Regions from separate parts of the Homo sapiens genome. Here region 2 is linked to region 1. A link is an interaction called in ENCODE POLR2A ChIA-PET data of the cell type or tissue named here. Cell type or tissue: K562. All regions are shown on one strand. Each heading gives the region's core, and the rest is flanking DNA. Links, peaks and the distances in the headings are about the cores only.

Region 1 (2,922 bases), core at 191-2,690:
AATACATTCATTTGTTCAATAAACACTTGTCGAAAACCTCCTATGCCCTGTGTACTATTTCTAGGTGATTGGGATACCTCTTAGAGCTCACTCTAGAAAAGAAGAAACAGACAGTAAACATAGTTTATGTAGTATGTTAGAAGATGACAAATGCTATTGGGAAAAAAGGTAGACCAAAGGGGATTCAGGAAAACAGAAAATTGGGAAGGTGACATTAGAATAAAGCCTTGAAGGAGTGAGGGATTTTGCCATTGTGTAGTTGAAGGAAGGACATTGCAAGTAAAGGGAACAGTTAACGCTGGTCCTAGTAGCTAGAAGTGCCTGTGCAAAATTAGCAGCCTGTGGAAGGTTTTGAGCAGAGGAATGAAATAATCAGATGTGTGCTTTAAAAGAATCACTGTGGCTTGCTCATATTAAGAACAGATTAGGGTAGAAGACAAGAGTAAACCAGAGAGACTAGTTAGGAGGGTATTGAAATCCAGGTAAGCAATAAATAATATATCAATAATAATATAATGGATACGTAATAATATCTCCCTTTATTGGGGAGGGAATATGTATTTTTTTCCCACTCTCACTTCCCCATCTTAACCAGGACATCTTGGTTGTTACTCTGAAATATTATAGCATCTGGAAGTGCTTGACTGTAACCAGCTCCACATTCTTCTTTATATTGTTTACACTTACTGAAACAGAAGTGATCTTTTCCTCATTCTAAATTCTAAAAGGTGCCTGCCAAGTACTATCCAGTCACGGAGTGCTCAAGTTCCTAGGAGCAGCTAGACCTCTGAGATTTGGAGACTGGAGAGACCTAAGGGATCTGCAACCAGACATCTTATTCCATACCCTTTGTTGCTTCACAGTGGGAAGCAGGCTTCCTAAGTAAATTTACAGCAGCTCTTGCAGGGGTCAGATTTTCCGAGTGCCTGCTAGTTGCTGGAGGGAGGGGTTTTTGAAGGCTAGAAACGATCTACTACTCTCCAAATGTGGTTACAATTCAACATTGTCACAGAGAATGCACGATATGCCTTAGCCCTTGTTCTTGCTGTTGACTGAGATGACCATGGCGAGGTATGTAAGAAATTGAAATGCCAAGTCTCACTCCAAGTAGCCAAGTGACTGGGATGATTTAACACCAGTCTTTGCATGAGGTAGCTCCGGGGGCTTCCAGGCTACCACCCGTCCGCTGAGAGTTAGTGTACCCAACTCTGCAGATATCCAGTACTTCATCTTACTGGAATGAAAGAATTAAGACTTGCCCTTTATCTTCTTAGGATCCTGGGGAAATGGCCAGAGCCTGTTGAAATGGAAAAATTAGCCAGTTCCTTGTTGTGGATCTCAGCTGAGTCATGGTATCTGTAGCAGAGTGTCTGACCTTTTTTTCCCCTGGCAGCTGTTAAAGATTTGCCAAGTGAGATTATGTGTACCTTTATAAAAAGGCATGTGGCCTGGAAATACGATCTTTAGTGTTTTGGCTTTTATTTTAAATTTTAAATAAGGTTAAGGCAAATGAAGCTGGAATTAATTATCCGTCCCTGAAGTTTCAAGACATTTTCACTTTCAGACACAAGGATTTAGATATAACAGTTTGATTTACCTTTCATAGGCCAGGTATACATGTATCTTCTTTATTTTAATCCTTGTAACAAATCATACTCATCCATTCATTTAACAAATACTTATTGAGAGCCTACTGTGTGCCAGGCAGCGTTCTAGGTATTGAGGAGTGCAGCAGTACACAAAGCATACAAAAGCCCCTGCCCTCATACAGTTTAATTTCTGATGAGAAGAGAGACAACAAAATGAATGTGCAAAATATATACCATCATATATATATTGGGGATTAGTTCCAGGACCCACACGGATACCAAAATCTGCAGATGCCCAAGTCTCTTATATAAAAGAGCATACATAATATTCGCATATAACCTATACACATCTTCCTGTATACTTTAAATCATCTCTAGATTATTTATAATATCTAATACAAAGCAAATCCCTGCAAATAGCTGTTATACTATATTTTTAAAATTTATATTATTTTAAAAGTTTTAAAAAATATTTTCCACCCATAGTTGGTTGAATCCATGGATGTGGAACCCACATGCTGACTGTAGTGTGTTAGATGATGATAAGTGCTAGGAGAAAAATATATCAAGAAAGGGGGATAGAGAGTTTGGGAGGGTTTGCAATTTTAAATAGAATGATCGGGGAAAATTCACCCAGAAGATTGTACTTGAGCAAAGACCTGAAGGAAGAGGGGAGCAAGCCTTGAGGCAACCTGGGAGAAACATAGGCAAAGGAAATCCCAATTGTAAAGGCCCTGAGATGGGTGGCTCGCTTGGCATTTTCTAAGAAAGGCGAGGAGGCCGGTGTGGCTGGAGAGTGAGCAGGAGGGAGAGAGGTCATGGAGAATCCAGACCATATAATGCCTTGTAGGCCATCATCAGAACTGGCTTTTTCTCTCAGTGAGACAAGGAGAATTTTAAATGGAAGAGGGACATGATGTTGCTTACATTTTAAAATTTTTGTATAGTTTTATTGAGGTATGATTGGAATATAATAGATTGTATGACTGTGATAATGAACATGAAGATAATGAACAGATCTATAACTCTCAGAAGTTTCCTCATGACTATCTATAATCCATTCCTTGCTTCTCATTGGGCAACTACTAATCTGCAGTCTGTCACTATAGATTAGTTAGCATTTTCTATAATTTTATATAAATGGAATTGGATCAACTAAACAATTTGTCCTTGTGAGTCCCACCAGTGAAATTTCTTAATTGTGGTGGGTCAAATTCAAATTTTATTTTTTTAGTGGTTCTACTTTTGAGAAAATTTTTATTTCACCTCTCCCAATGGATAGATGTTTATTTCAAGATACATTGCAACCTATTGTCAACACTTCAAACCTGCC
Region 2 (2,922 bases), core at 271-2,770, 270 kb before region 1:
TCCGTGTGCAACTCATCTGTGCAGATTTCACTGAATTTCACTGGATTGGTGTGTTAAAGGATGTTCATTAAAGACAACTTCTCTAATAATCATGAAGTTCTTACCGTCAGACATTATTTTAAGAATTATACAAATATTATTTATTACAACAACCCTAGGAGAAGGTACTATTATTGTTCCTATTTAACAGATGAAGAAACAGGCAAACAGTCTCATTTAAATAATTCACTCAAAGTCACAAAGCTGTAAGCAGCAAAGCTGAGATTCGAACCCAAATGGTCTGGCTACAAAGCCAACCACTGATTACCATACTATGCCATTTCTCTGTGTGCTATGGTGGAAACTATGCTTTGGAATCACAGAAAGCGGCCCAAATCTCCATCTCTATGTTACCGAAATTACTTAACTTCTTGGAACCTCTGTATATCTCTTGTAGAAGGGTTAATATCTACTTCTTTAAATAGTAAGGAATAATAAGATTACATAATTGACTCTATTACAGCATCTGAGTTTATGAAGCCCACAATAAATGGTTCCTATTGCCCTTCCTGCCATACATGGTAAGACGAATTAAAAAGTAGAAAAATTTACTAACAGCACAAAAACTGGAAAAGCTCTACTTTCAAATTAACTAAACAGCCCCAAAACCAACTTTTCTATATACTTATAAACTTTAAAGATAGCAATAATTCAGACAATAACTTTTTTATATACCAAACTTTTAAACTTAAGCAGAAACAGAGTTTGCAAGCTCAATTTAAAGTATAGCTAAACTTAACCAAATGAGATTTTTCTGGGGGAAAAAACTTACTCCACACAAATAGACCTACTGCTCAGAAAAGGGTACTAAAACTTTGTTCATTCTGGTGATTCTCTAGGCTGACCTCTGGTTAACAAAAGGCAAAGTGGTTTTTATCTTAGAAAAGGAAGGTGAACTTAATGACTTTGTTAAAATCAACTCCTTTAAGAGTAATTGCTTTTTATGTTATCCTCCAACTATTAAGTATTATCTGTTAAACCGTAAAGTTCTTTGTTTTATGGTCATCTAGATACTCCCAATCCCTAGTTTCTTAACAAAAATAAATGATTGAGCTGTTTTAGCTGAAAAATGATTCAGCTAACAGATCAATTATTTGCCTTAGTAAAGAAAAATAATAGGCTCTTTTAAATGTTTGCCTAGCACGTTTGAAATCACCTATAAAAATTCAATTTACATAACATTAGAAATATATCTACCTCAGTTAAAGTATACCTGTGGACAAAAGTTCAGTTCCTCTTACTGAACTATTTTCCAAGTTTGATTATAGGCTGTTTGAGGCAGATTTCAGTGGGAAATAGGAAACACTAAGTCTGATTTAGAAGTAACTTGGGCAATTAGGTCTCTAACAGCACAACCACGTATTAAATTCCAGACAACAGCAACTACAGCCACTTAGGGGGTATGTTATTTTTCCCCTCATCTATCTGAACAACCATAAATACACCAAAATTTGCCTTTCCCATTAGTTTTTTTTTTTTTAGTTGGAATCCTTTAAAATTTTGTCTGCCTTTCATCTTTTAGACCAACAGTCTTACTTTCATGTTTAAAGGCAGTGACCATAACAGTCAAGTTAAACACAACAACTTAGATTGCCTAAATTTGAATATAGGCCTTTTTTTTTTTTTTTTTTTTTTTTTTTTGAGAGGGAGTCTCGCTCTGTCCCCAGGTTGGAGCGCAGATCTCGGCTCACTGGAAGCTCTGCCTTCCGGATTCATGCCATTCTCCAGCCTCAGCCTCCCGAGTAGCTGGCACTACAGGCGCCTACCACCACGCCCAGCTAATTTTTTGTATTTTTAGTAGAGACGGGGTTTCACAGTGTTAGCCAAGATGGTCTCCATCTCCTGACCTCGTGATCCGCCCGCCTCGGCCTCCCAAAGTGCTGGGATTACAGGCGTGAGCCACCGCGCCCGGCCTGAATATAGACTGTTACCTACCAGCTGGATGAATCTCTGGACTCCTTTTCCTCAACTACAAAATAGGGTATAAAACAGTATCTACTTAGACCTGGCGCTGTGGCTCACGCCTGTAATCCCAACACTTTGGGAGGCCAAAGTGAGCAGATTGCTTGAGTCCCTGAGTTCGAGACCATTGCTTGAGTCCCTGAGTTCGAGACCAGCTTGGCAATAGGATGAACCCTCCCCCTCCTCTCTAATAAAATACAAAAAAAAAAAAAAAAAAAAATTAGCTGGGTGCGGTGGCACGCACCTGTCGTCCCAGCTACTAGGGAGGTTGAGGTGGGAGGACTGCTTAAGCCTGAGAGGTGGAGGCTGCAGTGAGCTGAAATCATGCCACCGCACTCCAATCTGGGTGACAGAGTGAGACCCCGTATCAAAAACAAAACAAAACAAATAAACCAGTATACTTATAAAAGTAAACAACAAGCCGGGCGGGGGCGGTGGCTCATGACTATAATCCCAGCACTTTGGGAGGCCAAGGCAGGCGGATCACCTGAGGTCAGGAGTTCAAGACCAGCCTGGCCAACATGGTGAAACCCATCTCTACTAAAAATACAAAAAATTAGCCAGGCGTAGTGGTGAGCCCCTGTAATACCAGCTACTCGGGAGGCTGAGACAGGTGAATCGCTTGAACCCAGGAGGCGGAGGTTGCAGTGAACAGAAATCAAGCCACCGCACTCCAGCCTGGGCAACAAGAGCGAAACTCCGTCTCAAAAAAAAAAAAAAAAAAAGAAAAAGAAAAGAAAAGAAGGAAAAAAAAGTAAGTAACAAATACAAAGCACTTTAAACAGCAGTCAGTCCCTGGCACATCAGAGTTATAGCCATAAAATAAAGATATGCAATCTTCTGAAGTATGATTCACGATTGTGTCTTATCTTTAACTCAAAATTAAAAATGAATTACAAGCAGAAATGTGCACCAGATTTC

What was found. Peaks named below come from ENCODE experiments on the same cell type or tissue, not always from the same donor. Only the 100,000 strongest peaks of a DNase experiment are listed, where the experiment ranks them.
Region 2: POLR2A ChIA-PET joins it to region 1 with 5 read pairs; 3 of 35 experiments call an interaction of 5 or more read pairs at or near these places.

The regions. Positions count from the first base shown.
Region 1 is chr1:45,953,368-45,956,289 of GRCh38, forward strand. The region is part of intron 4 of MAST2 (microtubule associated serine/threonine kinase 2); the gene reads left to right. Among named protein-coding and RNA genes, the nearest start is that of MAST2, 150 kb to the left of the region's middle. In K562, for the core only: no CTCF peak of the experiment used is centred there; a DNase peak (open chromatin) is centred at 1,344.
Region 2 is chr1:45,681,552-45,684,473 of GRCh38, forward strand. The region is part of intron 2 of GPBP1L1 (GC-rich promoter binding protein 1 like 1); the gene reads right to left. Among named protein-coding and RNA genes, the nearest start is that of GPBP1L1, 3.5 kb to the right of the region's middle. In K562, for the core only: no CTCF peak of the experiment used is centred there; no DNase peak of the experiment used is centred there.